Linked DNA regions of Mus musculus: region 1 is linked to region 2. Evidence: chromatin loops called from intact Hi-C (ENCODE). Cell type or tissue: heart. All regions are shown on one strand. Each heading gives the region's core, and the rest is flanking DNA. Links, peaks and the distances in the headings are about the cores only.

What was found. Peaks named below come from ENCODE experiments on the same cell type or tissue, not always from the same donor. Only the 100,000 strongest peaks of a DNase experiment are listed, where the experiment ranks them.
Region 1: it touches region 2 in a loop (4-fold over the local background); 13 of 42 quality-filtered maps call a loop at or near these places.

The regions. Positions count from the first base shown.
Region 1 is chr15:77,767,792-77,783,028 of GRCm38, forward strand. It overlaps Myh9 (myosin, heavy polypeptide 9, non-muscle), which reads right to left. Exons shown (of 41, transcript NM_022410.3): 16 at 13,531-13,724; 17 at 13,320-13,441; 18 at 12,199-12,268; 19 at 9,977-10,137; 20 at 9,100-9,208; 21 at 8,012-8,143; 22 at 7,283-7,489; 23 at 6,766-6,903; 24 at 6,144-6,267; 25 at 5,481-5,652; 26 at 4,033-4,245; 27 at 3,334-3,478; 28 at 1,976-2,182; 29 at 1,714-1,818; 2 more. Among named protein-coding and RNA genes, the nearest start is that of Apol8, 20 kb to the left of the region's middle. In heart, for the core only: no CTCF peak of the experiment used is centred there; DNase peaks (open chromatin) are centred at 7,604 and 7,950; H3K27ac peaks cover 305 bases.
Region 2 is chr15:77,833,720-77,848,956 of GRCm38, forward strand. It overlaps Myh9 (myosin, heavy polypeptide 9, non-muscle), which reads right to left and starts at 8,456. Exons shown (of 41, transcript NM_022410.3): 1 at 8,238-8,456. It also overlaps the pseudogene Gm22107. In heart, for the core only: a CTCF peak has its summit at 7,675 (motif pointing left); DNase peaks (open chromatin) are centred at 4,942, 6,882, 7,722 and 8,672; H3K4me3 peaks cover 5,583 bases; H3K27ac peaks cover 5,958 bases.

The DNA.
Region 1 (15,237 bases), core at 3,017-11,016, 67 kb before region 2:
CTGGCTCCCAGGGAGTCCTGGAAGGAGGAGGACAGAGACTCCTCTAGCACTGTACTTTGATCTCTGCTTAAATTTTTAAAGATTTTCATCTGTGTGTATGCACACACATGCACACACAAACATGCATACATGTGTCGGTACCAGTAGAAGCTAGGAGAGTGTGTTGGACTCCATAGAGCCACAATTACAGGTGGCTGTGAGCTGCTAGGAATGGAACTTGTCCTCTAGAAGAGCGTCCTCTAACATCTCTTAACAACTGAGCATCTCTGCAATCTCTCTGCTCAATTCTCTCGTTTATGTTACCCGGCTCGGTTGCCCAGATTCTTGAAAAGATCTGCTTAAAGGCTTAAATCCCACGTGGCCCTTCTCCAAAGATGGCTGCACCCACTGTGCCTGCTCTGTGTGGGCCCCCTCACTATCCCCCACCTTCCTGCCTTGCTATCTCTCTGCCCACTCTTCACCTGCTCCACAGACTGGGCCTTTCATAAAGGACATTCCTTAGAGGTTGTTGGCTGTACAGCCTCTCACAGGCCGTTCAGCTTGGCCACTTACCACATAAGAGCCAGTGGCAGCATGCAAATGAGTGTGGCCATGTACAATGAAAGTTTATGGGTGCAGGAGATGGCTCCACAGGTAAATGACAGAAGATGGGCTTGTGCTAGTTGTCCTCTGACCTCAGCACACACACTGTGGCACATGCGTGTACACACACACACACGAAATAACTAAGTGTAAAATAAATAGTTTTAAAGCACAGTGGGGGACTGGATTTGTCTAGCACGTGTTGACCCTGATGTTTTATGCTGTTACTCCATGTGGCCTATGTCTGCATCTGCATCTCCATGGTGGAAGGCGGACTGGCTAACCTCTAAGACCTGCTCTTAAATCCTCTTCTGGTTACGTCCTCCCCTGGTCCCTCAACAAGCTGCAGACCTGGCTGTGCCCACCACTCTGCTCTGCCGAAGGGAGAGGACAAAAGGAGGTGGAGGGAAGGCCATACCTGGTCGAACTTCTTCTGCTTCTTTTCCAGGTTGGAGACGCTCTGCCGCTGGTGGTCCAGGTCAACCAGCAGGTCGTCCAGCTCCTGCTGCAGCCGTGTCTTGGTCTTCTCCAGCTTATCGTAGGCAGCCACCTTCTCCTCAAGCCGCTGGCTCAGGCCTTCCAAGTCCTTCTGAAGCCTCCGCTTCGCCTCCTCTGCAGTCTCCAGGCACCCTACACCGTCCTCCATCTTCTTCTTCATGTCGGTCACCTGGGCAGGACAGGGAAGTGATGCAAACACCCACACTGGCACCCAGGTTGGGCACACCTTCTCCAGGACAATGTGGAACAAGCCTGCTGCACCATAAAGGGGAACCAGGGGTCCAACCCAGTTTCGAACCCGCTTCCCCAGGAGGGAGAGGGCACCTCACCTGGGCATGGAGCGTGGCGATCTGCTTCTCCAAGTTGCGCTTGGCCTCCTCCTCCTCCTCCAGCTGCTCCCTGAAGGAGTTTTTCTCATCCTCCATCTGCTTGAGCTTGGTGCTCAGGCTCAGCTTCTGCCGGTTCTCCTCCTGGAGCAACTCCTATTCAAGAGGGCAGAGGGGCCGCTCAGGAGGTGCAGGAGCACCCCGAAACCCGACAGAGGATGTGTTATCAGGTGGTCTGTCTGCAAGCAAGAAGCGTGCATGTGCCAGCTAAGGCTCTGGGGCTTCCGGGTCCTGACACTGTCCCCACCTGTGTGTCCTGAAGCTGGGACTCCAGCGCAGAGAAGTCCTTCGTAAGCTTGCTGGACTTGCTGTCAGACTGGCTAAGGAGACCGGTCACACTGTCCAGTTCAACCTGGTAGGAATGAGAGATGCAGAGACTGTGGGTGCTCAGAACTGGCCTGCAGAGCTGGACTACACGAGCTGAACCACGGGGCTCCGGCTGAGAAGTCAGGATGAAGAAGCCCACGAGGATGCAGCAACGCCCAGACCTGGGTCCAGCAGGAGCTCACCTGCAGCTTGGTGACCTTGTCGGCCAGTTCGGTTCGCACGCGCTCTCCCTCGCTGAACTTGACCTGCAGTTCTTGCAGCTGCGCCTCCACCTTCTTGCGCTTGTGCTCTGAGTCGCCCTTGCCTTGCAGCAGGGCCTTCACCTCATTGGCCAGCTCTCCCCGCTCATTCTCCAGGGTCTGCTTCGCCTTCTCAAGGGTAGCTTTTACCTGGAGGAGGAGGCAAGGGTGCGGTGAGTATCTGGTGTCGGGTATGTGCCTGGACTTTCTAAAGCCGCTGAAGAGGCAAGGACTCTAGGTCCAAAGACTGCTGCCTCTGACCCAGAGCCTGAGCAAAGCCTAGGTGGCGCTTATTCTCAGGTCATAGAGTAGGTGACAGAATCCCGCAAGCTTTCCCTTTCTGAGAGGGGATGCTCTAGTATATGAAATTTCATCTGTGGGGATTTTAGCAACATTCACAATTCAAGGAAAACCACTTCCAAGACTTGAAATGTGATGTTCAAAGCAATGACATGACATCCTTCCAAAAACTAAGAAGGTGTCAGGTGAGGTGGTAAGCACCTTCAATCCTAGCACTCAGGAGGCAGAGGCAGGTGGATCTCTGTGAGCTCAAGGCCAACCTGGTCTATGTAGTAGGTTCCAGGACATCCAAGGTTACATAGTGAAACCCTCTCTCACAAAGCAAACAAAAGAACAAAACAAAACCAGGAAAGTGTAGCTTACTAACACTCCAGTCCACACAGTACTGAGTGCGCTTAACAAGCTCAAGGGTCACAGGTCACAGGGACCTAAGCCAGTACAAAGGCATGCTGGGTAAAAAACCACTAAAAAACAGATCGTACAGCGCTGGTGGAGGTGGGGCGAGGTGTGCTTCTAAATGTTCTAGACTGCCACATGGAGGAAACTGTCTAACCGCCAATAGGGACATGAGCTGGAAGCCAGAGAGAGACAGAATTTGTCTAGAAGGAGCTGCCAGCTACCAACTGCGTGGATGGACAACATCACGGTTTCCCAGTAAGACGCCAGCTGAATGTTTTTGCTAGGAGTGTGTAAGAAAGGACCTCTTAGTCAGAAGAGACCGCGGCGGGGGGCATAGGTTCCTTGAGCTTCCTGGTCAGGTTAATGGAGCATTAACTCTTCAGATGTTTTACGGTATGATCAATTCAACCTCAGATAATCACAAGACAAACCAGCCACCAGCATCCTTCACTGGCAGAGAAAACGGAGGCATAGCAGAAATTGTGAGCCCATGTCATTCTGACAAAGCGGGGGGCCCAGCCTGACATTGCACCTGCTCTGCTCTCCTCTGGTTCTGATGAAACCAGGCCCATCTGGGCCCACCTCCCCCAGCGTTCCCGTACCCGCTTCGTCTGCTCCAACTGATCTGCCAGCTCCTCCACAGCCTGTGAGTGCTTCTGCCTCATCTCCTGGATCTGGGCCTCATGGGTCTTGGCCTCGTCCTCCAGAGTCTTCTTCAGGATGCTCACCTCCTGCTCACGCTTCGACCTGGACAGAAAACACCATGAGACTGGAGGCAACATTCCTAGGGGGATGGTGTCCCTTGTCCCAACTCTGGCTGCAGAGGCCTGAAAGGGACAGAGCCACTCACTCACATAGCTTCTCTTCCCCAAGCCCCATCTCTGTCCTTCCCCCTCTCCCCTCGCTCTGTCTCTCTCTCTCTCCTCATATTTTAAGACAAGTTCTTATGTAGACCATGCTGGCCTTAATCTCACTCTGTAGCCAAGAATGACCCTGAACGCCTGACCCTTCCACCTCCGCCTCTGTCTCCCAAGTGCTGGCTTACAGGTGTGTGTCCCCACACCCAGACTCGCAGATTCCCTCCTTGGTCCTCTATCCACCCTCAGGTCCAACCCAGCATGCCCGCTGCAGACGTGTGCCTTTTCAGCCCTAAACTCCCTTCTGTCTCACCAGGTTCTGCAGCAGGACTCCACGCAGTGAAGAGGCTGCTGAGGAACCATCAGCACGCCTGCTCCCTGCTTTACGCACTCAGGCCTCCCCAGCTGCACCACCTCCCCGCCGCCCACCCGCCCGCGGCGCACCTCAGCTCCTGCTGGGCAGCCGTGGAGTCCAGCGTGTCCTCCAGCTCTGTCTTCAGCGCCTCCAGCTCCTCTCCCAGATCCCGTTTCTGCTTCTCGGCTTTATTCCTGGAGGCTCGCTCCGACTCCAGGTCCTCCTGGAGCTCAGAGATCTGAGTTTCCAGTTCTCGGATCTTCTTCAGGGCCATATTCTTCTGAGCAGCTTCTTCTTCCACTCTGCCAAAGAGATGAGTGACATCAGCACGAGGCCACCAGGCCACAGGAACGAATGTGCAGATGAGCCTTGGGAAGGTGCAGCAAAGCACCACCTGGCAGTCACAGCCGGGGCCTGAGGATCAACCTTAGCAAAGCTAAGCCATCCAGGATGGTTAAGAGCAATGCCACGTGGAGCACTGGCTGCTCTTCCAGAGGACCTGAGTTCAATTCCCAGCAACCACATGGCAGCTCACAAGTGTCTATAACTCCAGTTCCAGAGGCTCTGGTACCTTCTTCTAGTTCCCAAGGGGAAACCCACACACATACAAATTTAAAAATATATATTAAAGGGAAATACCAATTGAGAACTGAACAACAGAATTATTCCATTTTCTTAATTAAGAATATATTTTTAAATATATAAAAATTCAAATGTTTACCAAAAAGATACAAAGAAATAAAACAGTACATGTAGGTCATGATCACTATAACTAAGTTAAAATGTGGATGTGCTATGAGTTTACATCACTAAGATCTGTTAAACTCAGCAGAAACCGCTCTATCATGGTAGTGGCAAGTGGAGGAAGAGAGGGGCTGTACATGTGGGGGCAGGGCACGGATGAGAAATCTCGACTTTCTTTTCAATTCTGCTGTAAATCTAAAGTTGCTATTTAAAAAGAAATGTACACAGGGAACTGAAATGGCTCAGCAGATTTGCAACCAAGCCTGAGGGCTAAGCTCAATCTCTGGGACCCACAAATAGCAGAAGAGGACTCAGGCAAAATGCCCTCTGACCTCCACATGTGCAGCACAGCACATAATCCTTAGGCAACCCCCCACCCCCAACAGGTAAACGTAAAAAAAAAAAATTAAAGAGAAAAAAATGACTTTTAATATATGCCTATAGCCACAAAATAGGGAAGGAGCAGGGGACAGGAGACCATAGAGGGGAAGTGGGAAAGGAAATGGGTGAAAGGGGAAGGGAGGGAGGACTACAGAGAATGGGGAGGGAGGACTACAGAGAATGGGGAGGGAAGGAAGGACTACAGGAAATGAGGAGAGGGAGGACTACAGAGAATGGGCTGTAGATGGCTTTTGTGAAGATTAAACACTCTGGAACACACTGTCTGTGGATCAGAAGTGTCTTGCTCTTGGCTCTGACACAGAAGAAGAGAGCACGCTCATGGCTCAGCACCAAAAATGAGACGAGAGGGAAGCCACTGCACGTGCGACACTGGCTAGGAGCAGAGCCTCACCTGGCCAAGGCAGCCTGCAACTCCTCCTCCTTCTTGGCCAGCTGCATCTTGAGCTCTGCTATCTGCGCCTGGAGCTCAGCAATCTGGTCACTGAGGTCTGTGGAGTCTCCCTCCAGCTTGCGACGGGTCTTCTCCAACTCCTGCCTCTGCTTCTCCTCCCTACGGAGGCGCTCTGCCAGGAAGGGCAGGAAGGGACACGGAGGGAGCCTTAATTACTTGTATGAAACCAAACACTATGTACTTGTAGGACACATGGACTGTTTAAAGGGACACCATGCACACGCCCACTTCCAATTCTGAGATGAAACAGAACCCCAGAAGCTACCAAGGCCTGCGCGTCCCCATGGCAACACAGCACCTGGAGTTTGTGGTTCCTTCCTTCTTCCCTTCACTGCTGTCAAAAGTCCTACAGCTTCTAAAATGGCTGTGCCCAACACATGCCATATCAAAGCTTCATGCTTATCACCCCTCACACAGGCAACCGTCCGGCCATGCAGCAGTGAGCCTGCAGCCCTGACTCCCGGAGAACCAGATAGCGCCCCTGAAGCCTGACAGCCTTGCCTTAAGGCAATGGCCTAGCCCTAGGCTGAGCCTGGCTCGCCTATGAGTGCACAGGGCTCAGTGCTCTGCGTGGACAGGATGCTCACGGCCAGAGCGTCTCACCTTCCAGGTCGGTGATCATTGCCTCGTGCTTGTTCTTGAGCTTGGCCAGGCTCTTGGACTTCTCCTCCTCTTCCATGAGGTTGGTAGTGAATTCAGCTACTCTGTCTTCCAGCAGTTTCTTCTCCTGGAGGTGGAGGAAGAATGTCAGAGTTCAGTGCTGGCTAGGTACATACTTTAGCTCTTCCAAAGGAAGACTCAACCAGAAATGTATGGATCAAGGGTAAGGCAGGGCCTTAAAGAGTTGGCCAAGTTCATAGACACAACAAATGTGGGTATCCAAGACTTCCTGGGGTCAAGTAGGAAAGACTTCTAGGTGTCAACTAGTTTAGGGAAAGGACAAGCAGCCCCACCCCTGGCCCTACTAAGAGGCTGCCATCTGGAGTTTCCTCAATCCTAAAAGCTGGTAAAGACCTTTGCCAAGGAAAAACGGCAAGCCCCTGCCGCAACCTCCTCATTCATGAGAAAAGTCCTCTGCACATGGTGCTGGTGCCCAGGGGCCTGTGTGCCCGGGAGGACTGTGCTGCTGGACAGAGCCACGGCACCGCGGGGGATCGGGCAGGTAGGCAGGTCTTGGCCCTGCTCTGCCCACCCTCTCCATGACTGCATGCACAGCAGGCCCCACCTTGGCCAGTTTGCAGTTCTGGTCCTCCATGATGATCTGGTCCTCCTCCAGTTTCTTCAGCTTGGCCTCGGTGGTCACCTTCTCAAGCTGCAGCTTCTGCCGGGCGCTCTCCTCCTCCTCCAACTGCTCCTCAAGTTCCTAAAGGGAGAGGAGACGTGAGAAGGACGGAGGACACACACACACACACACACACACACACACACACACACACACGTCTGATCCCTCTTCAGGAAACCAGCATGTGAACTGGGGCACATGACTGACATAGTCTCAACAGTGTTCCCAGGGTGCCACAAAGAGGCCTGTGCCAAGGCTGATGGAGGAAGGACCAGAGAGAGAAACTCAGTGGCCTCAACGTTCAATGGGTAGCGCTCACGGAGATGTGAGCCGTGGACACTGAGTGATTGTCGCAAACAGGTGGACAAAGAAGGCTGATGTGGTAACTGAACCTGTGTGCCTATCTTGTGCCCCTGGCTGCCCACACTGTGCCCGCCCTGCCCGGCAGGAGCAGGGGTACCTGGATGTTCTGCTGCATCTTCTTCTTCTCGGCCTGCAGGTACTGGCAGCGCTCCTCCTCCTCCTCCACCCTGGCCTCCAGGTCATGGCAGATCTCCTCCAGCTCCTGCTTCTTCGCTGTCAGACGGGCCCGGAGCTCCTCAGCCTCGGCACACAGCTCTGTCTCCGCCTGCAGCTGCTCCTGAAGCTGCAGCTTCTCTGCCATGAGCTGCAAAGAACACGTGCAAAGGCTAAGTTCCCTGCGGCCTCCTTGTAGTCCAGATAAGAAATGTCCCCCGAGGCTGGCACGAAAGGCTTGTTTGCCAGTGGCTGGCACTGTTAGCTGCTGAGAGCTGTAGAGCAGAGGCCACTGGCACACATCATTGCAGGGAATATTGGAGTCCTGGCCCCTTCTTTCCCTCTGCTTCCTTAGCACAAAGAAGTGAGCCGCTCTGCTCCGCCACTCTCTGTCGTGGCACTCGGCCTCAGCAGGGGCCTGACCACAGGCTGAGTCTCTTCAGCCCTTTTAAGTGACTTATCTTAGGCACACTGTCACAGCAACAGAGCTGGTGTGTACCCCTCAAGTAGCTCCAGGGTGGGTGCTTATGGCTCAGGCTCCCGGCTGACAACTGCTCTCCCACTGGACTTGACTGCAAAGGTTTTCTAAGCAGTAAGCTAGCCGGCCTGACGGTGACCAGCAGGGGGCAGCACTGAGCGCAGCTGGGATTGATGGGTGGAGACTGACACCTACCTGAGACTGCATCGTCTCCATCTCTGTCAGCCTGTTCTCTGCAGCCAGATGTTTCTCTCGAACCTTTGTCAGTTCCGCCTCCTTGGCTAACAGCTCATCCTCATGTCTTATTGAGTTCAACAGGGGCTTGACCTGGGAGAGGAGACACAGGCAGAGTTGGCCCACCCCTAGAAGCTCCCTCACCTCTGGAATGCAAGCTCTAGAGACGACCTGCTACCTGGGGAGGGGGTACAAGCAGGTACAGCCTTCCTAGAAGTCAGTCTGGTACAACATGCAACAGGCCTCTGATTCGCTTAATTACGCTGCACGGAAACCACGTCTACGCGTGCATAAAGATGCCCGTGACAGCGCTGTTTATAGGCCCAAGACTTAGGGGTGAGCCATCTAGCCCCTAGGGAACAGTTCCTAAAAACTGACGCTGATAGGAATTCTAAATACAAAGTGCAAGATACAAGACTATGTACACAAGTCGAAGCTTGGCTATGTAAGAGTGCGTACAGTTTACATAGCTGAGACTCACTGCGAGTGAGAAATGCAGAGAGATCATGGCATTGGTTCAGAGTGAAGGGCCCGTGATTTAGTTTTAGGGTCTTTCTAATGCTTTTTTGGTATTTAACATATGTTATATATTATAAACTAAAATTGACAGAACAAGTTGCAAAGGAATTTTTTTGAGACAGGATCTCTATGTAGCTGTCCTTATTCACTATGTAGACAGAGATCTGCCTGCCTGCCTCTGCCTCCTGAGGGCTGAGATTAAGGCATGTGCCACCACACGCAGCTTGCAAAGGGTACTTTTAAAGACTGGGGGTATTGAGTGGATGTTCTGAGCAGCTGGCTGCCATGGGGCACCACAAGAGGACAATGTGTAGGTAAGGCAAGCCCCTACCTACAAGAGCTGCTCTCTAGTTTGGCCCAACCCAGACACTGGCATCCACAGCAAACAAGTGGTGGTGCTGGCCGACACTTGGACAGGACCAGGTTAGGTTCACACTGCTGAGCCCTATGGAGCTACAGGAAAGGCTTGTGATGTGGGCAACAAGCCCAACTCGAGCGAGAGGAGGTTGAGCTGCCTGTGGCAAACCCACCTTGGTGAAGAGCCTCCACCACTGCCAGTTGCGCAGCCTGAGGTACGCAGCACAGTTCCTCTGTAGGACCTTCATGGCGGTCAGCTGTTGCTGCCTCTTGGCAAAGGCCCTGGAGAGGAAGGCACAGTCAGCAACTCAGGGATGAGGAAAGCACATACCGGCAACCCTGGCTCACGAGTCACTCAACACACATGAATAACAGGGCTCAGGTCACCCAGCCACTGCCCTGCACTGAGGTACTTTCAGGCATAAAGGACCTATAAGAACCAGTGATCTACAAGAACTTAGTGCAAGATCTAACTGTGGTCTTGGTCATGATTTCCGTCTGTGCCCAGGGGACGTGGGCTCTCCAGCCCTGCCTCCTCCCTGCCTGGTGGACAGCATCGGCAGCTGATAGGCTGGGAAGTGGGTGGTAAGGTGTGGGGGGAGGGGCTCCCTTTCTCCCGACACCACAGCTCATGCTCACTTCCAGGGCTCAGAGCTCACACTGGGACTGTCCTCACTGGGACTGTCCGGGAGCACGTCTGCCTGCTGCAGCAGGGAAAGCTAAACATGCTGATCTTACACTGTGAGCTCAGGGTGTCCATGGAGCATGACAGGCAGGGACAGGCCTGGGTGTCATCCCCACATGCTGACAAGGGAGGATAAAATAAGCAGACACTTGGGACAGTCAAAACTCAGTTGACTGACTCCCACTAGACTCCTTCATAAATAGCCATTTCTGCCCATTGAGAAATTCAGGAGGCAGAGGGACCACAAGACCCTGGGCCAGTCAGGTTCCACGAGGCCCCAGAGGCCTTCAACCACAGCTGACTATACTGCCCTCAGCAGCAGGGACACAGGTGAGGTGTGTGGGGTAAGGGTCCCTGCAACGTACTTCCTGGCCAGGTAGCCCCTGCAGCAGGCCTGGAAGCCAATGATGACATCGGTGATCTTCAGGTCCCGCTCTTCCTCCAGGTGGGCTAGCACTCCTGCCCGGAAGAACACTTTGCTCTGGCCGATGCGGTACAGGTTGCTGTCAAGCTCCAAGGCTTTGATCTAGAGGGAGGAAAGCAGACCACTGACTGCACCACTCTGCACACCAGGAGAAATGGCCAGGACTTGCCTCAGCCCAGTTACCCCAGGGGGGTCTCAAAGAGTGGCTGCACCTCCTGAGGGAGCCTTCTGCCCCTGGACCAGAGGGCTTGGGTCTCGGGGACACTGAGAGTAGGCGAAACACAGAGCAAGGTGACAAAGCAGACTGTCAAAGAAACACGGGACTCTTCAGAGACCCTGTCCACTTCCTGCCTCTGCACCTGGAGTCATACTCCACAAATGCTCCATCAGGATGTCCTCCACTGGGAAGCAGCTCAAGCTCGCTGGCATCAAAATTAAAGTAAGGGCCTGCATGGGCCTCAGGACCCAACACCTCCTGGAGACCCTGGCTTAGCCCTCTCTTGAGGCCACTTCCGTCAACTATGTGGGAGTGATGCTTTAGTTTAAAAAGAAGAGCAGACACAAAGCAAATTAACAGGGCCTCTTTCCCAGTAGGGCCATGGGCACCACCGAAGAGAATGTCAGAGCACTCAGCACAGAGCCCAAGCACCCAGTGAGCCCCAAGAAAGTTTTAGTCATCATGACAAACGTGGGTAACTCCAGCCAGGGCAGTTGCACTCCTTGGATAGCCCACACAGGGTGTTCTCCGTTGTCAACTGACTGGATTTAAAAACCATCCAGGAGACATGTCTCTTGAGTACCTGTGCTAAGAAGGTTCCAAAGATTGCCTGAGGAGGGATAGGTGCCACCATCCTATAGACTGGGGTCCTGAACTGAATAAAATGGGCAAAAGGAGAAAGCAGCTGAGTGCCGCTCATTTCTCCTGCCCGGTGAAGACGCCATGGGATCAGCTGCCTCCCTGCCTTCCAACCATGCCCTCTTCTCCATCATGATAGGCTCTACCCTCAAAATTTGAGTCAAAATGATCCCTCTCTTCCCTGAAGTTGCCTTTTGTCAAGTACATGGTCCCAGCAATGAGAAAGTAACTAACACAGACAGATATGTGCGCCAGCCAGCTAGCCAGCCTGTCAGTCTGGGAGGGATTTAGAATAAGGGCCCACAGGCACTGTCAATGAGTATTCTACATGGGTTCTGGAAGACACTTGTTCCTAAATTGCTGTCTGTCAAGAAGTTCTGGTGGAAAGTCAGAAAAGTAGGGATGGGTGTGGGCCTGTCACCTGCCTGTCCCTAGTTCTCTAACAATGTGACAAGACCTAGGAATAGCCATACGCATCTTTCCTGAAGAGTCAGGGAGAGAATTCTGATCCCTGTGAAAGGCACATAGGCCACCCCACAAGAAAGTGGCTAAGTCTGTGGAGAAAAGGTAATCCAGACTGCAGGGGAGACTTCCCCCAACCCTGGCCTCTCCACACTGGCTGACGAGCATCTGGACAGCAGACAGCATCCCCCTGCCCTACGACCTTCCCCATCCCCATCTCCCAACCACTAAACGTAAGTATTGAGTCTTTTTTCTTCCAACTCTTCATATCAGCAGCCCTGCTTTCATGACTCTTGAAACAGCAAGCAATGGCTACTCAAAGAGGCCAGGCCCGGAATAAAAAGATGCATAAGAAACACAGGAAAGGGCTCAGGGTGGGACTGAGCCCCCAAGTGTGGCTATGGTGCACTGGGACCATTGCTGATTAGACCAAAACCCAGACTGTGCACTGCTCATCAAGCCAGGGCAGGGCGAAGGGTGTAGGCAGGGAAAGTACAAATGTTGGTTCGGCCCCTGGACCACTCAGCCCTGGCTGTAAGCCAGCTGCTTATGGACGCACTGAGTACACGGCCAAAGGAAAAAGGTCAAGAAAGCATTGGGATTGTTCCCCAATAGACCAGAGCAGCTCCTGTCAGAGTCCTATCTCCTTTGGCCTGGTCCTTGGGGTTTGTCCTGGTTCCAACATATCCCTGACTACCCGATGCCTTTGAGGGCAGCCTCTCAGGGCACTAAGGAAAATCAGAACCTAAGCACAAGCAGAGACCACACAGCACGGGCACCTGCAGGTCCAAATGACCACTGGCCACGCGAAGGTGCCCACCCCGGGGAGCTGCAGCAGGACTCACCATGAGCACACACGCTTGCTTGCCATCCATGAAGCCCTTCGGGATGGAGTTGGGGGTGAGGATCTCATACCTGGGGGAGGAGAGACGTTGGTCACTCTACCCACACTTCACTTCTGCATGGACTACACCTTAACCAGAACCCAAGGCCACCCTTGAGCAGGGCTGCAGTGCTGTTCACTGAGTCTCCCAAAGATGGGACTCCCACCCCAGCCACACCCTGCTCCTTCCCTGGCTAAACGGCTACAGGGGAGTGAGCTTGGCGAGGACCTGGCACACTTCAGACACAGGAGTAAGCTGCGGGCCGTGCCTGTTTGTTCCCTGCTAAGCACAGAGTCCTCATCTGGGACCGAGGGACAGGCATGCTCATAGGTTCCCTGGACACCACATTTCAGCCATGAATAGACAGCAGCACCATGGCAGCATCAGCATTCAGCACTCAAGAGCAACTAGACAGATGACTAAGCCCAAGGCACGAGCCCCTGCAGAGACAGCAGGAAGCCGCAGCACCTGCCAACCCTGCTCCCTAAGTCCCTTCAGCGACCATGTATCTGGTGGCTCCCTTTGCACCCGCCCGTCATCAGCCCTCTAAATGAAACCCCGAACAATGACAATCTTGTCCTTCCAGTGACAAGATGGGGCAACTCTCCTCATGCCAGTGGTTGTGTTGGATCGATTCTCAGGCAGTTGAATTTAAGGTCCCGTTTGGTGGCCCTGTCTGGAAGGCTTAGGAAGTGTGTCACTGGACATGGGTTTTGAGAACTTAAATAAAGACTTGGTGCCATTTTGAGTTTGTTCTGCTTTCTGTTACAGTTAGAGATGTGAGCTCTCAGCTTCCAACTCCAGTACAGGCCTGCCATCACACTTCCTGCCATGACAGTGATTCTTACTCTGAAACTATAAGCCCCAAATAAACCTCTCCTTCTTTAAGTTGCCTTGCTAAAGTCAGTGAGACAGCAGTGGTACCAGAACTAAGAACCATCATCCCCGACAGGGCAGAGGAAGGGTGCAGAGACCCTGTTCGTCATACATGCCAACACAGCCCTGGCTGAAGGTCCCTTCAGCAAACAGGCCCCCGAGGCTTACTCTACATGTAGCTTGGGCCACGGCCCAGGTCAGCTCACCTCTGCCGGAACTCCTGGAAGACCACCCTGTTGGGAAAGCCCTGGCGGCAGATCCGGATGCCCTCAAGGACGCCATTGCAGCGCAGCTGGTCCAGCACCAAGTGCGGGTCCAGTTTGCCGGCCTGGAGAGGAAAGCACATGGAGACAGTCTCACTGTGGTACCCAGGAGCTAAGGAGCCCTGCTGCCAGGGGTGCAGCCAAGCATCCGCACCTTCTTCTCATGGTTGGGAATGATGCAGCGCACGAAGTTGGGGTTGGTATTCCTCAACGTGGCCATGAGCTTGGCCAGCTGCTCCTTGTACAGCTGTCCGACAGTACGGAACATGCCCTTCCGGGTCTTGAAGGCACCAGGTAGTGCTGTCTCGGACATTCCAGCCACTTGGTCCAAGCCAATGATCCGATCCACTGTGAAGAACATATAGCTTGTGAGTACCACTGCCACACTGAGGGGTCAGGGGCACAAGAGAGACGCACATCAAGACAAAGAGGAGAGTCTGTATGGAGCTGCAGGACCCTTCTGCCCTGAGCTGAGACGTACAAGGGTCTCTGGATAAAACAGATCTGACCTGGGGAGGAGGCAAGGGAGACGACAGCAAAGCACAGAGGCACATCTCTAGTGCATTGTCAAGGTAGATGTGCTCATGTCCCCTACTCTAGCCAGCCTGGGAAGGCCCTCCAGGGCTGATGCCCCAAGGTGAACCAATGAAGTTGGAAATGTGTTTAGAACTGGGAGGTTTCCCTGAGCTCGGCTCTGCCTTAAAACCTGGCTTAGCACATATAGATTCCTGTGGTTCTAGGTTAAAAAAAAATAGTATCTGAGTTCACAGTGACCTTTTCTTAAAAGCACTGGCCTAGGAGCCAAGCAATGGGATGTCCAGATATGCTCTGTCATCATAGACAGGATCAGAGGACTCATTGTGTAGGTCCCCCCCACCCCCCAGCAGAAACCTCTAAAGCAGGTACTGGGGCAATCCATGGGAGCGTTAGAAACAATTCTGAAAACCCAGTGCTACCCAAAGTATTCCTAAGGGTCTTCCTGGAACATTTCACAGTATTACATGGTACGTGGCTGCTGCCCATAGGTCTTTACCCTCTAGACCAACCCTACAAGGCATGGCTCGTATCTGTATAGTCCACACCCTGCAGCAGTGAACAGTTTCTCCAAGCTAACAACAAAAGCAAGCCAACCAAATCCAAGCACCAGCCACGGGTATCAGCTTAGAGCAAGGGCTAGTATTAAGTCTGAAGGCAGCTCTGACTTCAGTACTCCGTCATGGGGCCAGTTACATAGACTGGCCTCCAAAGCCTGGGGGTATGTGGCTGGAGGAAACACTTGAGTCCTAGATTAGGGGAATGTGGCCCCATGGCGACTGGTCCCTGTATGTCTCCTGCTGCTGACCTACAGGGCTAGTGCTCTCTGAAGATTAACTGTTGAAGGACCATACAGCTACCCTTCAGCTAGACACAAAGTAGCACACACTGCACCTGAACCTCAGGCAAGACACACAGCTGTGCAAACAGAAGACACGGCCTCTAGGGGGAGCTCTAAGGAAGCAGGGTTTTTTTTTTCCTATATGTAAAACTTCCAACATCCCAACCCAGTCCTTCAGAAGCATGGCTTTCTAGTGGAGGCCTGTGCCAGACATACTGAGGACAGGAACCCCGGGTAGCACAGGGAACAGGCACAGCCAGGCAGGAGGAGTCATGGGTGAGGAAAGTACGACAGACACGTGCAAAACGTGCACAGCCCTGGGTACGCCACACACGACACCCCAGTGCAGGCAGGCAGCCAGTCACCTGATTCTAGGTGGAGAATGGGAAAGCGGCGATAGAAATAGGCTCTCTGAGTGCTCTGCATCTCTGCAACAGAGAGGTTAAAGCAAGACCCAGGCGGAGGAGAGGGGAAAATGAGAGGCAG
Region 2 (15,237 bases), core at 3,666-11,665:
CTGGGGGCAAGAAAAGAACTCAACAAACAGCACATGGCCTGCTGCACATAGGTGCTCAATAAAATCTAACCGTTCTCTCTAGCCAAGCTAGGACTCAACTCAGACACCCAAAGACTTAGGCTGCTACTCTGTTCTAGTCACATCCTCCTGTGCTGGCTGCTTTTATGTCAGCCTGAGAAAATCGCCACCAACCCAGACTGGCCGGTGGGCAAGCCTGTGGGGCATTTTGTTGATTAATGGTAGACATGGGAGGAGCCAGCACACCGGGAGCATTGCCACCTGTGGGCAGGTGGGCCTGGGCTGTATAAGAGAGCAAGCTGAGAGAACCATGAGGAGCAAGGCTGTAATAGGCAGCGTTCCTCCAGGGTCTCTGCTTCAGTTCCTGCCTCCAGGTTCCTGCCTTCCCTTCGTGAAGGACTACAGATATTAGCCTAATCTTAAAAAACAGCTTTCAACCCCAAGTTGCTTTAGGTCATGGTGCTTTACATGGCACAGCAACAGAACCCCTCAGTCAGGCGTGATGGAGACCTCAGTTCTGTTCAAGCAACTGACGCTGTGGTGCTGACACTGTGTCCAGCCCTAAGCGAAGGCAGGGACCACAAAGGACAGGGACCACCAGCCTTTAACTCTCCAGGCCTCACAGCCCAGTGAGCGCTAAGATGCCCAGCCCTCGCCCCCTTTCTGCCCTAATTAGGTTAAGTCATCCAAAGTGTTCCACTGTCTCCGTCTTCGTGTTTATCACACAGGAAGCTGCCTTCTCCAGCCCAGTGACTTCACATAAAACACAGGAAACACACTCTACATAAAGGTGCCGCTGCTGCCTTGTAAACCCTTTTTTCTTAATGCTTAACCAGTTCAAACCAGAGTAACAAGCTGAGCTGTGTCGTCCAAGGGGAAGGATACACAAGGGGCTGGCCTCAGAAGTCTCAACATGAAGCCTAGAGTCCCGCTCCACTGTCACTTAGCTACCACACCTTGGCACCGAGGAACAGCTTTGTGGAATACATTAAAACCTTTAAAACCTGAACATGCATTTCCTACCATGTGAGGAGAAATGATGCTGACAACAATGTATGGGGGAAGGCAGTGGGGCAAAGATGAAGAGTGCACCACTTCAAAGCTGGCATCTCCATGCCACACGCGGGGAACTGAGGCAGGCAGCGAGCAGTAAGCGGTTCGGCCTGCCTGAGGCCAGAAAGCCTTGATGTGTCCCTTCTACCATGTTTGTATTGAAAATACAAAAAAGTTACTAGAAATTCAGACTGGCTGGAAGACCTGTGCCAGAGTGGCCTTCTAGATGGCCCGCCCTTGTACTTGGCACTGCCCCAGAAGAGATACTAATTTCTTTCTTTTTCTTTTTTATTTTTTTAGCTTTGGGAAACTGTTTTGCCCAAGGGCCCCACCCAACTGGAAGAAGTTCAGACAAACCCCACTCCTCCTCCATTCTTTAACTTACTGCCTCAGAAGAGATGTTTTAGGGGAAGGAAGGAGGTTTTTGAGGGCAAGCTAAGGGATACCCACGAAAGCCAGGAAAGATGGTGTCAGTCACAAGCACTTTCTCCGGACTGAGTGAAGCCAAGAGCAACTCTCAGCATGCATCCTGGGCAAGTACTCATCAACATGGGAAGAAAACAATATTCCTTTAAACGCTACACCCAAGACCCCTTCGGCTCTGACACACTACAACTGTAAACAAACTCAACAGAGGGGGCTTTTTGATTTGGTCTGGCTTCTTTTTTCAAAGACAGAGTCTATGTGGACCAGGCTGGCCTTGAACTCACAGAGATTTGCCAGCCTCTGCTTTCTGAGTGCTGGGATTAAAGATATATGTGCCACCATACCCAGCATTGATGCTAATGTTTTCTCTTTTAATCAGGACACCATTTACAATTACAGTCAATATTCAGAGGCAAAGAAGTTGCCTAGCATCTAGGCCTTGGGATTGCTTGATTCCCAGCACTGCTGGGGGAAGAAAACTTTAGAAAAATCTATGGGTCAAGTTCCCAAAAAACAAATGTCCTCTTGATCCATGACAACCTTATACAAGAAAGGAAGTCGCCTATGGCTATCTCAACACATAAACATTTTGGAGACAAGCGTCTGGCCCATGGGGACCATAGATGCTTCCCTAGGAGGCCCTCCTTTTTCCTCTACAAAGCACCACATAAGGACCACAGGATCAGCGAGGCTGCAAGGAAGTAACTTGGGGGATGGAAAAGACCAGCCACTGTCCCTCCAGGCAGCAGATGGGCTGCAGCCCAACCTGTCCTGCAGGAAGCCTCACCACTCACCAGCAACTTCCTTCCAGAGACGCTCCTTAGCTTTGCAACCAGATTGAAGACAGCTAGAGAGCCGAGACAGCTAGTCAGCCGAGGTCAGCCAGAAGCCTCCTTCTCCAGCCACCTGGCCAGTGCTGAATCACCTCAGGCTTAGGGAACTGGTCAGAGAGGGACCCTGACTAATTCTGGTCCCTTTTAAAGAGACTCACATCAGATCCCCTGTGCCCCTAGGGGCATCAGCCTTCAAGAGCCTGCCCAAGTGGTGGCAGGCCTACTTTAGAGCCTGGCTCACGGTCCGGGCTCCAGGGTGACTCACACCACTCTTACTTTCCATACTGTCTGGCAGGGGGCGGGTCCTGCTCAGAACTCTGGGAGGTGCTTGCTCAGGCTGCACTGGAAAAAGGATCCCAGTGTACAATAAGCAGAGCTGGCAGCCTCTCCTATATCCATACTGTCCAAGGCTGACAGTGGCCCTCCCTGGAGACTAAGGTCAGGGTCTCCCAAAGCCCACGTCACCACGATCCTCTTTGATCATATGGTCTCAAAGTCTTAAGCTTTTCCACTGCTAATGCATTAATAAGCACAGACCAGATGTCTGAGCAATCACTGAGGCAGCGGGAAGCAGTGTATTCTGCAATGCTATGACCCCAGGTTGAAAAAGAAGGGACACACCTTTAATCCTTCGCAGCACTCAAAAGGCAGAGAGGCAGGTGAATCTCTTATGAATTCCAGGGCAGCCTGGTCTACATAGTGAGATCCTGGCCAGCCAAGGGTACATAAGTGATACCTTAACAACAACAAAAAAAAATCTATGCAAGCTTCTTTTTCTCATAGCAAAAAAAAAAAAAAAAAAAAAAAAAAATAGTAATCACCCCTCATTTTTCCCAGGCTGAAGTGGGTACTGGGATCATTATCAGAACAGTACATCTGTCACTCTACTGAGACTGAGGCAGGCTGAGGAAAACAGCCAGAAGAGCAAGTCTGCCCATTTGGAAGCCCTTTCCACCTAAGCCAGTTGTGATGGCACAGGCCTGTAATCCCAGGTCAGGGGTAGAAAGTCAGAGGGGAACCTGACCCCATACAGTGAGGCCCTGTTTCAACAAATGAGCAGAGAAGCAAAAGGTGTTCCACGAATGGGAACAGAGTACCTCAGTACTATCTCGCTGTGTCCCCTGGAGAGCATACCCTGTGAGCACATAGAGATTTGCCTGTCTTTTAAGGGATGCAAGGATTTCCGCTCTACAGCTGTGCCAGGGCCACGATTACGGTGACCTTTCTAATGGACAGTGAGCTCGCTTCCTGCCTTCTCTGACAATGCCACAGTGACTATCCTTAGGCATTTCCTTCTGCACAGTCAAGCTTATCTGTGGGGTGAATTCCTAGAAGGGACTATGCTTCAACTGGCACTGTCAAATTACCTTTGAAAAAGAGGTGGGCCAGAACTGGAAAGACGGTGCGGTGGCTAAGAGAGTACGCCGATTTGGCAGAGGGCTGGAGTTCGGTTCTCAGAGGTTCTCAGGACCAGCATCATGTGGCTCACAACTGCCTGTAATTCCAGCTGAAGGGGGAAACCCTTCGGCTCTCTAGCCTCCTCTGGCACCTGGCCTTATCACACTCACATACACTGTACAAAAAAAAAAAAAAGTGTGCTATATATATACCCTACCCATAAAAAGAACTCAAGTGGGGAAGCAGAGGTATTTGGAAGAAAGTCTCTCACTTGTAGAGTTTCCCAGGCACCCTTGTGGGCCAATAGGCACAGGAACTGCTACTGTCTTCCAGGGGATATGGTCCTCGCTAACACAATCAAACCTACCTTCTACCAGCATACACAAGTTGTTCTTCCCACACTACCCTTGCCTGTCATCTAGAACACGAGGAAACCATGTTTTAGGGGAAAAACAGAAACCACAGGCAGTAAGAGCAACTTCTGCCTAGGCCAGCACCTCTCAGCAGGGCTGAGCCCACATCTTAAGCAAGTGCACCCAAAATCATCAGCAGAGGGGACTTAAGGCCATTGTGTTATCACCATTTTGACCCCCCTCAACCAACCACACCACCGCATGGTATATGCGCCCCTTGTTAGAAATGGAAAAAAAACACTGAGTTTGGAACCAAGGAAGGAGTCTACCCCCCACCCTCACACAGTCACCTAGGGAGGCAACACTGGTAGAAATCTATGTTTACAACAATAAGAAACATGTAGACAGCCGCTGCGTATCAGGCCTTGTGCACTGACCGCTCTTCTGGTTCTTGCAGCCAGCTCTGCAGAGTAGACCCAACTGATTCCCATGTTCCAGATGGGAAAACTAAGGCTCCGGGTGTTATATAAAGTGTGTAATGTCACAAAGCTGGTGGGAGAGTTAAGATTTCAACTCTGCCCAGCACCACAGTTTACGTTCCTTCCCTAACCGACTCTTCCCAACTTTAAAAATGAGATTCTGGAGCCAACTCGGTGGATTAAAGGCCCTTGCCACCAAGTCTGAGTTGTATCCCAAGGGCCCATATGCTGGGAGAGAGCCAATTCCCTTAAGTTAGACTCTGACTTTATTTGCTTCTTTATTGAGAGTTTATTAGGAAAAAAAAAAAAAAAAAGAGCTCTATGAGCCCGTTGCCTAGGCAGCCAGGGCAGTGTTCTGCTGTCACCACAGGACCTGACCCAGGCAGGGGCTCAGAGCACCAGGGGTTAAGGCTGAGAGAGCAACACAAAAGGAAAATGTACTTCCTGCCCTTGTGGCAGAGATGCTGTTTTATGCTCAGTAAATTAGGACGTTTGTTTAATGAAGAGAACACACAGATTCTGTTATTCTAAATATTTCTGGAACATGATGCTTAGAGGAAGCTGTCAAGGCAAGGGGTTTTTTGTTTTGTTTTGTTTTTTTGGGTTTTTTGGTTTTTGGTTTTTTTCTTCCTGGCTTTAGCTTTCTCCCCCCTCCAAAAGAAGGAAAACAACAGCTAAACCCCTCCTCTCCTTTTGAAATAAAGATGTCAAGCTGGTAGGGGCTGTCTTAAGTACTTTATTGAAGGATTAGTGAGAAGAGGAAGTGAGAGGGGAAACTCCAGCCAACCCCGTTTCTACCAGACTAGGGACAAAGCTGCATTTCCTAGTGGGCTTCTCTTCCTTTCAAGGGCTAAGAGATCCTTGTTTTGTTTTGTTTTGTTTTCTAGAGCAAAACCAGGCAAAAGGCAGGCTGTGATTAACATGCACCCTTCCTTCCACAAGAGCGTAGTTGCCTCATCTCCAAACCCTTTGGTTAAAAAGTTCAAAAAACTTAAAAAATAATAAAATAGAAAAACAAGAAAACCAGGCCTTTCTTTCCTCTCCCCTCTCCTGCCCTTCAGACCAGCAGCCCCACTGTGAGTCCCTGACTCTCTCCCCCCTCTTCTCCTGCCCTTCAGACCAGCAGCCCCAGCCTGGTCTACAAAGTTCCAGGACAGCCAGGGCTATACAGAGAAACCCTGTCTCAAAAAAAAAACAAAAAACAAAAAACAGACCAGCGGCCCCATTATGAGTCCCTTACTCTCTGCTTCCCTTCCCCACCCAGGGCTAGATGATACTTCCCAACCCAAGTTGCTAATGCTAGTTTGAGGGGAACCTGGCTCTGCCCACCTCCCCGGCCGTCTAAAACCTGCTGAGTGCAGTAGGAGCAAAGCTCTGGGGTGTCACCCACACAGCAAGCACACTGCCTCTCAAACTACACTCAGCAATCCCTCGATGCTTTTAACTACTCCCCAATTATCCACTAAATGACTCCCCACTTTCCTTCACCACGCGTTTGCCTCGGTTTGCCAAGCCTGAAATGTCTTCCTTCCTCATGGTGGTTTCCCTGCTTGCCCTGGACAGCAGTGGCCCCCTGAGCCTAGGAATTCCTTGAGTCCTTTGTCTGTGGCTAGTTTGGGACACAGCACAAGCTGTCTTTGTATCTTAGTCTACCACTCCACTCTTTAATGCCTTCAAATTTCCCCAGAACACAAGTCTCTTCAGGAGGCCAGCAGGCTCTCCCAGGGTAGCCCAATGCCTCACAGTACCTTTCTGGGGTTCCTGATATCTCCCCTTCACACTAGTCACTGGTTTGTCTCAGAGTGCCGGTGAGCAGGGGCCAGGTCTTACTCAATTCACACCCACCCCACCCCGCCCCCACACACACCACCTGGCAAAGTCCCTGGCAGAAGCCCGGTTAAATATTTGCTCAATTACACATCTATAGGCCCTTCCCCCCTACCCCCACCTATAACAACCTGGTATATAAATTGACTGATATTGAGTGATTGTCTACACGGGGCTTCAAGCAAATTGCCTCCTTAATAGAAAGGGAGGGAGGCCTCCAGGTGAAGTTATCAGCTTGGACTCTAGACAGTGGAGTCAGAAATGGCTACAATGTTTCTGTGAACAAGTTACCTTTTATTTATTTATTTATTTATTTATTTATTTATTTTTGCTGTTTCAAAAAGCTTTATTTTCACTTGGTCAAGGCTTAGGAGGGGCTCCGGGGCGGGTTACAGATCTGCCTAGTGGCTTGAGAGTTCTAGATGGAGGTCCTGAGATTGACTGGCTGGCATACAGCAGAGGAGGGAGTCCTTTGGGAGGCAGAAACCTCCTAAGTCGTGCTTGAGAGTGAGCCACTCTTAGAGATACTTGGGCCAGTCTGCGTTGGCTAAAAAATACGGAACTCAATGCATTTGCGTGTCATCCTTACGCAGAGGCCATGCTAATCTGTATCGTTCCAATTTTGGTATAGGTGCTGCTGTAGGAAGCACGCAAGTTACTTTGAAATCTTGCTAATCCAGAAAACCGCTCAGAGAACTGAGAACTCGATGGACCTCCCTGTAGCCCAGCCGAGGCAGCCTCCGGGTCTCCAAGACCTGGGACTTCCCAGGGACCTTTTCCCTAACACCGCTGGGTGGGGCCTTAGGCACCCGCCCGAGCCCACCCAGCCTTCAGTTTCACTACAGCCCGCAAGCAAGTCATAGAGGGTACTTGACTCAGTTTGCCTGGGAGAGATGGGGACCCGGAGGAGCGGGGTGCAGCTCCTGCCTTAGGCGTGGCTCCAGAACAGGATGAGGTGAAGACCCTAGTGCAAGGAAGTGGGGGATGTCTTCAAAACTCCGCCTCTCATCAAACATAAAAGATGCGGCTGCCCGGCCTGGTCTTAAAGTCAGGGCCAGCTCCCAGAGACTGGCCCGGGCGTGGCGTCCCAAGGTGCGGTGGAAATCAGGTGCACGCCTGCCCGGGCGACGGGGCAGCTGCCGGCAGACCCAGGCCTTCTGACCTCGGGCAATAGAAATCCAAGGTTGAATGAGGTCAGACGGGGGGGTTCTTTTCCTGCGCCCTGAGCCCCTCGGCAGCTGGGACCCCTTTTCCCACGCACTCTGAGTACCTCTCCCCGCCCCCTCCCGGCCCAAGGGCTGACGGACAAATGAGGAAGTCCGCAGCGGACGGCGGAAACCGTGCCGGGCGCAATGTCTGCGGCGGGACCGACCGATCCTGACTCAGGAGGACGCCCTGACAGCTGCCAAGCGGTCCTCGCCTGCCCGTTACCTCCCTTTGCCAAACTTACAAAGGAGCTGCTGCCCCGTGCCCACGAACGCATCCGGCCGGCTCGGCCGAGATCTCCGGGACTGCTGCGTCCCGGAAGGGGTTAAAAAGTTTGCCGGAGCTGGCCGTCGGGGAGGCGGGAGTGCAGAGGCGACAGGAGCAGGCCGAGCTCCCAGTGCCCCGACCGGGAAGGGCATCCTGTAGGGCCGGGGACTGCGTCCCCCGGTTCCCTAACCCCGAGGCCTCGCTGCCTATCACCCCTCGGGTGAGGATGCGGAGTCCGGTCGCACCCGACCGCGCTGAAACCCGCCACGCGGAGGCCGAGAACCACAGGGCCGTCCGCCCCAAAGGACTCGAGTCTTGTCGCCGCGCGCGCGCGCTCGGCAGCTCCGGGGCGGGACATACCGGCAAAGCTCGCTCACCTGAACCTGGGTCTGCCCGGGGAACAGGCGCTGGTTCTTCCGAGTGGACTTTCTCGAGCGCTCGGGCGGCGCGGCGGGGTGGGGCGAACGCGAGACTGGAAGCTGCAGCAGGTCAGGTTCTTGAGCCTTCCGTGCCCTGCCCAGGAACCGCGGTGATCTGCGCGCCTCACCGCACCCAGCTCTGGTGCGCGCCGCCCTCCCTGCCCCGCCCTTCCAAGAGGAGGGCGGGTCTACAGCTCGCCGCCGGCTCGTGGGTGGAGCTTCCAAGAGTCCCCGCCCTCTCCCCACACTGCCCAATCCAACAGGAGTCTGGCCTAAACTGACAGATTTTCGGCCTATAAACAGACAAGAGATGGAAGCCGGAGTGCTGAGATTCATCCTCCCCATCTGTCCCCACCTCCGCCCACCCCACCTTCCACCCGCGCTTCCTAGGCGGGAGCCACGCCTTGTTGGGCGGGTCCAATGGACAGCCAGGTTACAGGACCAGGATTGACGCGGATTTCATCCAATCAGAAGCAAGCGGCTCAGGCGCGCTGGGCTCCTGGTCCCGGCTCTGGTGTGCAGCTTGGGCCGCGCCGGGGCCGGAGGGAGCGTACTGGGGAGGTCTGAGGCTCTGACACTCCGCCCAGCGAACCGTGTTTTCCCTTCGTCCTGTCCTACCAGGAGAACAGATATTAAGTACCATATATGGGAAAAGTGGTATTTTACATAATTATGATGGCTGTGGGGGCGGTCATGGCTTCAACCCTGCATTCCGTGTGGGCGTCCTGAGTTCGATTTTGGAGCCTGCTCGCGGCTGTCCTCCAACCTCTGAACCTTTGCTCTGGCTAGTACCTCTGCCTGGAATGCAGTCTAAGCCACTCTTAACCTTTGAATAATTAACTCACACACATCTCAGATATTTGTCACTAAATTATTTTAAGGGTAGATTTCATTTGTTTTATTTTGGTTACTAACCACGAGAGGATTTTTTTTTTCATTTAAAAAAATGTACTTTGCCATTAATCTATCAGGAATTTGTCCACGCATTATTTTCTGCCCAAATTGTCCGTTTCCGAGTTGTGTCCATTGATCTATGTGGTCGATCCTGCAGCACGTCAATGCTTTCAAATGGCTTTATGAAGGCAAATTTCTCGTCATTGCTCTTAACTGTTGGAATGTTCTTGCTAACACAGTTAAAATGATCCTTCCATATAAACTTCAGGGAAAACTTACATTCTGAAGCCAAAAAGCAGCTAAAGAAAGAAAGAGATTTTGCAGCCCAGATGACCAGTGATTGCTACCCACATTACAGCAAAGACTGCTTCCCAGTTGATAAGAAAAATTTAAAAAATTTTTAAAAGGCTGAACCATCCAGGGGTTGTGGGTGGTATACCAGAACTCAAGAGGTCTGAGGTAGGAGGGGGAGTTCAAGACTAGCCTGAACTACACAGACAAGCAGTTCAAAGGTGTGAAATATATAAAGCCAATAATTACTTTTAAAACTAATCATCAAGAGACTGGAGATGTACGGGCAGTGGTGGCCCATGCCTTTAACCCCAGCACTCGGGAGGCAGAGGCAGGCAGATTTCTGAGTTCGGTCTGCAGAGTGAGTTCCAGGACAGCTAGAGCTACACAGAGAAACCCTGTCTCGGAAAAAAAAAAAAAAAAAAAAAAGCCCAGCATTGTTAGAGCCGGTGAGGAGGTGGAGCTCATCAGGTGCTGACAGGAATACGCATGCGCTTCTCCAACCACTTTGGGAAAGTGGCTCCACTAGGCCTGTAGCACACACCTGTGATTTCAGCGCTGCAGAGGGAGGCGCAGGAGGAGCTACTCTTGGCTACATAATGAGTTTAGGGCCAGTCCCCGCTAAGCACGCCTGTCCTTGGCTCTATTTACTAAAGCTTGATAGAGACCTCAAGAGTTCCACTCCGGGCTGGTGAGATGGCTCAGTGGGTAAGAGCACCCGACTGCTCTTCCAAAGGTCCAGAGTTCAAATCCCAGCAACCACATGGTGGCTCACAACCATCCGTAATGAGATCTGACTCCCTCTTCTGGAGTGTGTGAAGACAGCTACAGTGTATTTACATAAAATAATAAATAAATCTTTAAAAAAAAAAAAAAAAAAGAGTTCCACTCCGAAGCATTTATCCAACAGAAGATGAGTATTTAGATCCATCAAAGGATGTTCAGAAACGTTCACAGAAGCTTAAAACTGCCGAATGGCTCAACAAGTAAAGGTACCTGCTGACAGACCTGTATTCTATCCCTGGGACTCCCCTGGCCAAAGAGAAAGCTTACTACCTCAGCAGCAGGTTTAGTGGCTCATGTCCTAAATCCTAGTACTCAGCATTTTTGAGGCAGAGGTAAGCTAGAACTCATGGGCTCCATGACAGCCCCGGGTTATGTAATTAGACCCCGCCCCCCCCACACACACACAAAAAGAAAAAGTAGTGAGAGAAAAGTCACTCGATAGAAAAAAATGGAACCAGACATAGTATTTCCTGTTTCTAATTCCAATACTCACAACACTCCAAAGGCTGAAGCAGAGAGTGAGTTTGGAGGCCAGCCTGGACTACATAACAAGACCCTGTCTTAAAAATAATAATAATGGGCTGGTGAGATGGCTCAGTGGGTAAGAGTACCCGACTGCTCTTCCAAAGGTCCAGAGTTCAAATCCCAGCAACCACATGGTGGCTCACAACCATCCGTAACGAGATCTGACACCCTCTTCTGGTGTGTCTGAAGACAGCTACAGTGTACTTACATATAATAAATAAATCTTTAATAATAATAATAGGGGCTGGAAAGATACCTCAGAGGTTGAATGCGGTGACTGCTCTTCCTGAGGATCCCGGTTCAAAAGCCAACACCCACAAGGCAGCTCACAACTGTCTGAAACTCCAAGATCTGACACCTTCACAGAGGCATGCATGGCAGCAGGCAAAAACACCAGTGCGCATAAAATGGAAACGTTTGAAAAAGTAAGCGGATAAGTTGGTCTACACTTGCTTAATACGCAGACATGAAAAGAGAGAAAGAATATCAACAGCCCCAATCCCTAAAGATGTTCTAGAAACCCCCAGGAACACTCTTCCTCGACCCATTCCTGCGTCTTCCTCCCTAGCCTGGTGACATAGGTGGTGGACATTCTGCAGCAACACAGGCTCAACTGCTTGGGATCCTTCTGATTGGTCTGGACCTAGGCTACCCACTCCTCTGTAAGAGTCGCACACTGAAAGAATTTTTTTTTTTTTTTATTGTGTGGCAGGCGCTATATTAAGTGCCTTACCTAACAATTAGCATATTTCATCCTCACAATGATATCATCCCCATTCTGCAGGTGAGAAAAGGTGAAACTCAGCAAAATTAAACGACTGTCCAAGTTCATCTACTAAGCCGTGGAACCAGCCCACACGCCAGTCACAGGCAACCAGCTGCGCAGGCGCACAGCGATGCACTGTCTGCTGACCCGCAGAAGCTCTCTTCCGTGCAGCCTGTATCTCCATTCTTGGGGTTCAACCCACTCTGCCAACTGTGCCAGCCACGGAGGTAACTGCCAAGTCCATGCTCCACCCAGGCCTCCTCCTGTTTAGCAATCTTTTCCTTTTCTATTTATTTATTTTTTTCCTCAACTTTAAAAAATTATAATGAACAGCCTGGCGGTGGTAGCAACACGCCTCTAATCCCAGCCCTCCGAGGCAAAGGCAGGCGGATCCCTGAGGTCGTGGCCATGCTAGTCTACAGAGCGAGTTCTGGGACAGCCAAGAGAAACCCTGTCTGGTGGGTGGGGGGGGGGGGGGGGGACAGGGACCCGGACGTAATAACCACCTGAAGGAATCTAGGTCAACCCGCTACCGAGCTCCTTGCACATCCATATTTTACTATGGATTTAGCCTGAATGCCCATCACCAGGTAAACAGCTGAAGAGATGTGCCAAATGTCCACAATGGTCGTTTAACCTTTTTTTTTAAAAAGATGATAGTGTCCTTTTTTTTAATTAATTAATTTATTTATTTATTATATGTAAGTACACTGTAGCTGTCCTCAGATACTCCATAAAAGGGCATCAGATTTCGTTACGGATGGTTGTGAGCCACCATGTGGTTGCTGGGAATTGAACTCAGGACCTTCGGAAGAGCAGTCGGTGCTCTTAACCACTGAGCCATCTCGCCAGCCCTCGTTTAACCTTTAAGAAGCATGAAACAAGATAATGTCACTCACAGGAAGATGAGTAGAGATCATCGTTTTAGGAGAAATGAGCCAGGCTGAGATATGAAACATATGTTACCATATGTTTGTTGTCTCTCATATGCAGAATCTAAGTTTATAATACATGTACACTTGGAAGGTGGAGGCAGGAGGATTAGGAATTTGAAGGCTAATTTTCTAATTTCAAACATGAATGGGGCTATGCTGCACAAGAAAGGGGCCTGATGAACGGGGACAGAGAAGAAGGAAGTACACGTTTCCTCTTTTTCTCACTGTGTGTGTGTGTCTGTGTGTGTGTGTGTGTATGTGTGTGTGTGTGCAGGTGTGTCTGGTTTCACAAAACTCATTTTGCTGCCCAAGAAGGCACTGTCCAACTCTCCAAGAGCCTCTGCACTGCCCGAGAACCTTTTTGGTGTCTTCAGCGAATCTCAGCCTCCTAGACTGTTGGGCTAGGACCCCAGCCTCTGGGAATGCCACTTCTTTCCCACATGGCCTTCGGTCCAAGCTGCTCATCGAACTATCCACCAGCCTTGTCTTTCTACAGACGAGCCACTGCCACAGCACAGCCTTCGCCTTCTCTCTGAGGATTCTGACCCTTAGGCTCCTACCCATCATCCTTCAAAACCCCAAACCCCACTAGAAAGAGAGTGTTTCTTCTGCTTCGCCTGACATGTTAGTGGTGGCACACGCCTTTAACCCCAGCACTGGGGAGGCAGAGGCAGGCAGATTTCTGGGTTCAAGGCCAGCCTGGTCTACAAAGTGAGTTCAAGAACAGCCCGGGCTATACAGAGAAACCCTGTCTTGAAAACAAACAAAACACAAATGGGCATTTAGAAACAGTGTACAGCACGCCCTAACAGTCCTGTGCTCTGGCAAAGGTGGCTCAGCCAGGCATGCAGGTGAAGGGCAAAGAAAGCTCATGCCAGGCAGGACACACTGACACAAGGACAAGAGGGAGGAGATGCAGCCTGTGCAGGACTTAGGGCAGCTTAATGTCAGTGGGGAGTGTCATTCAGAAAGCAGCAGAGCTTAGAAAAGGCCAGAGCCTGCTGTGGAAAGCTAGGTGCTTGGACGCTCTGGTTTGCACATCAGCCTTACTTACTTGTAGAAATGGGAAGTCCCAGGACAGGGAGGTTCTGTGCAACAACAGAGGGCGGTGAGCCCCCACAGAGCCCCAGATCTGAAACCCAGCGGTCAGTTTGTGTAAATTAACCTAGGGCAAGAACTGGCAAGAGCCCTGGTGCACTGGATCCCAATTTGCTCACTGGGTCTGAATTCTGACAAAGTCTGAAAAGACTTTGTGATTACAGGTTGGTGACAGAAACCTGTAATCAATCCCAGGACTTGGAAGGCAGAGGCAGGAGAATTGCTGCAAGTTTGAGGCTAGCCTGAGCTACATATTAAGTTCCAGGTTATTCAAAGCTACTGAGAAGACCCTGTCTCAAAACAAAGCAAACTAAAAGTTTGCAATGAGTTTAGTCAAGGTGTCTATGGGCTTGCCGAGGAGATCCCACTATGGGGGGCATTAAATCTCGAGAGGTGGTGTACATTCAGGGGTAGATCATTTGCCTAGCATGCACAAGTGTGCATGCTCCTAGCTCTAAGACAGGCATGGTAGTTCTTACTGTGATGTCAGCACTCCTAAGGTGGAGGCAAGAGGATCACAAATGTAAGGCCAGCCTGGAGTACACAATAGGAACGTACCTGAAACAAACCTTGAAAGGTCTCCTATTTCTTTCTACAGGGGGTAATTAAAGAGTCTAGCATTCTTTCACACAATTTGCTATTCATTCAGCAATCACTGAGCACCAGCCACAAGGACCACGCCTGCCTCCCCTCCCCCCAAAGGGAGTTCCCTTGCATTCTCTCACTAGCATTCTGTCAACAAGCCTGTGATCCCATATCTCTAGAGCAATGAATGGCTCCTGTGACTGTTTGACAACACTGCCTAGAGCCCAGCTTGGCCGCCATGTTCCTGCCCTTCCCACCCTGGAGCCTGTGAGTGTTGGGCTCCCTCCAGAGACCTCTCTGCATTCTCCCACCTGGCATGGTGCTCCCTCTTCTCCCCCATAGCACCCTGGAATACCTACTCACAGCACTCTCCACCCCTCCAGCTTGCCTGCCTCCTGATGAGATGCACGCATATATGTGTGTGTGTGTGCGCGCGCGTGCGCAAGAATTCAACATAGAATTCAGAATCTTGAAAGACTTTTAATAAGTACACTGAATGAACAAACAAATAAGCCAATAAAATTGCAAGAGTGCATATGAACCCACTACACCGAAGGCACACTGGAGAGTACAATTCTTCATTTGTCTGGGCCCACACACCGGTGCTGGGAAACAAATTCACAAACATGCCGCTGGCTCTTCTAAGCACATTTATTGGACTATAACTCCATTCCACAGATTTCACGTGAAGAGTTCGAGTCTGTAGATTGTTGTTGCCGTTGTCTAAAATTGTGCAATGGTTATTGTCATCGTCATCTGCTTCTAGAATATTTTCATCCCCCACCCCCACAAGAAACCCCATATTCATCAGCAGTCTCTCCCCATTTTCCCCAACCTTCTCCACTCCACCCCTACTCCTGTCTGGAAGTAGACAACCATTAATCAACTTTCTGGGTGAATTGGCCTCCTGAGAACATTCCACAGACGTGGCATCACAGAGTGTGGGCTTTTGTGTCTGGCTGCTTTCATTTAGCTTAGTGTTTCGGGAACATGGTTTCGTCAGAGCATCTGTCGGTCTTTCACTCTTTCCTATTGCTGAACCGTGCCTCCATGTACAGAGACATGCACCATGTTTGAC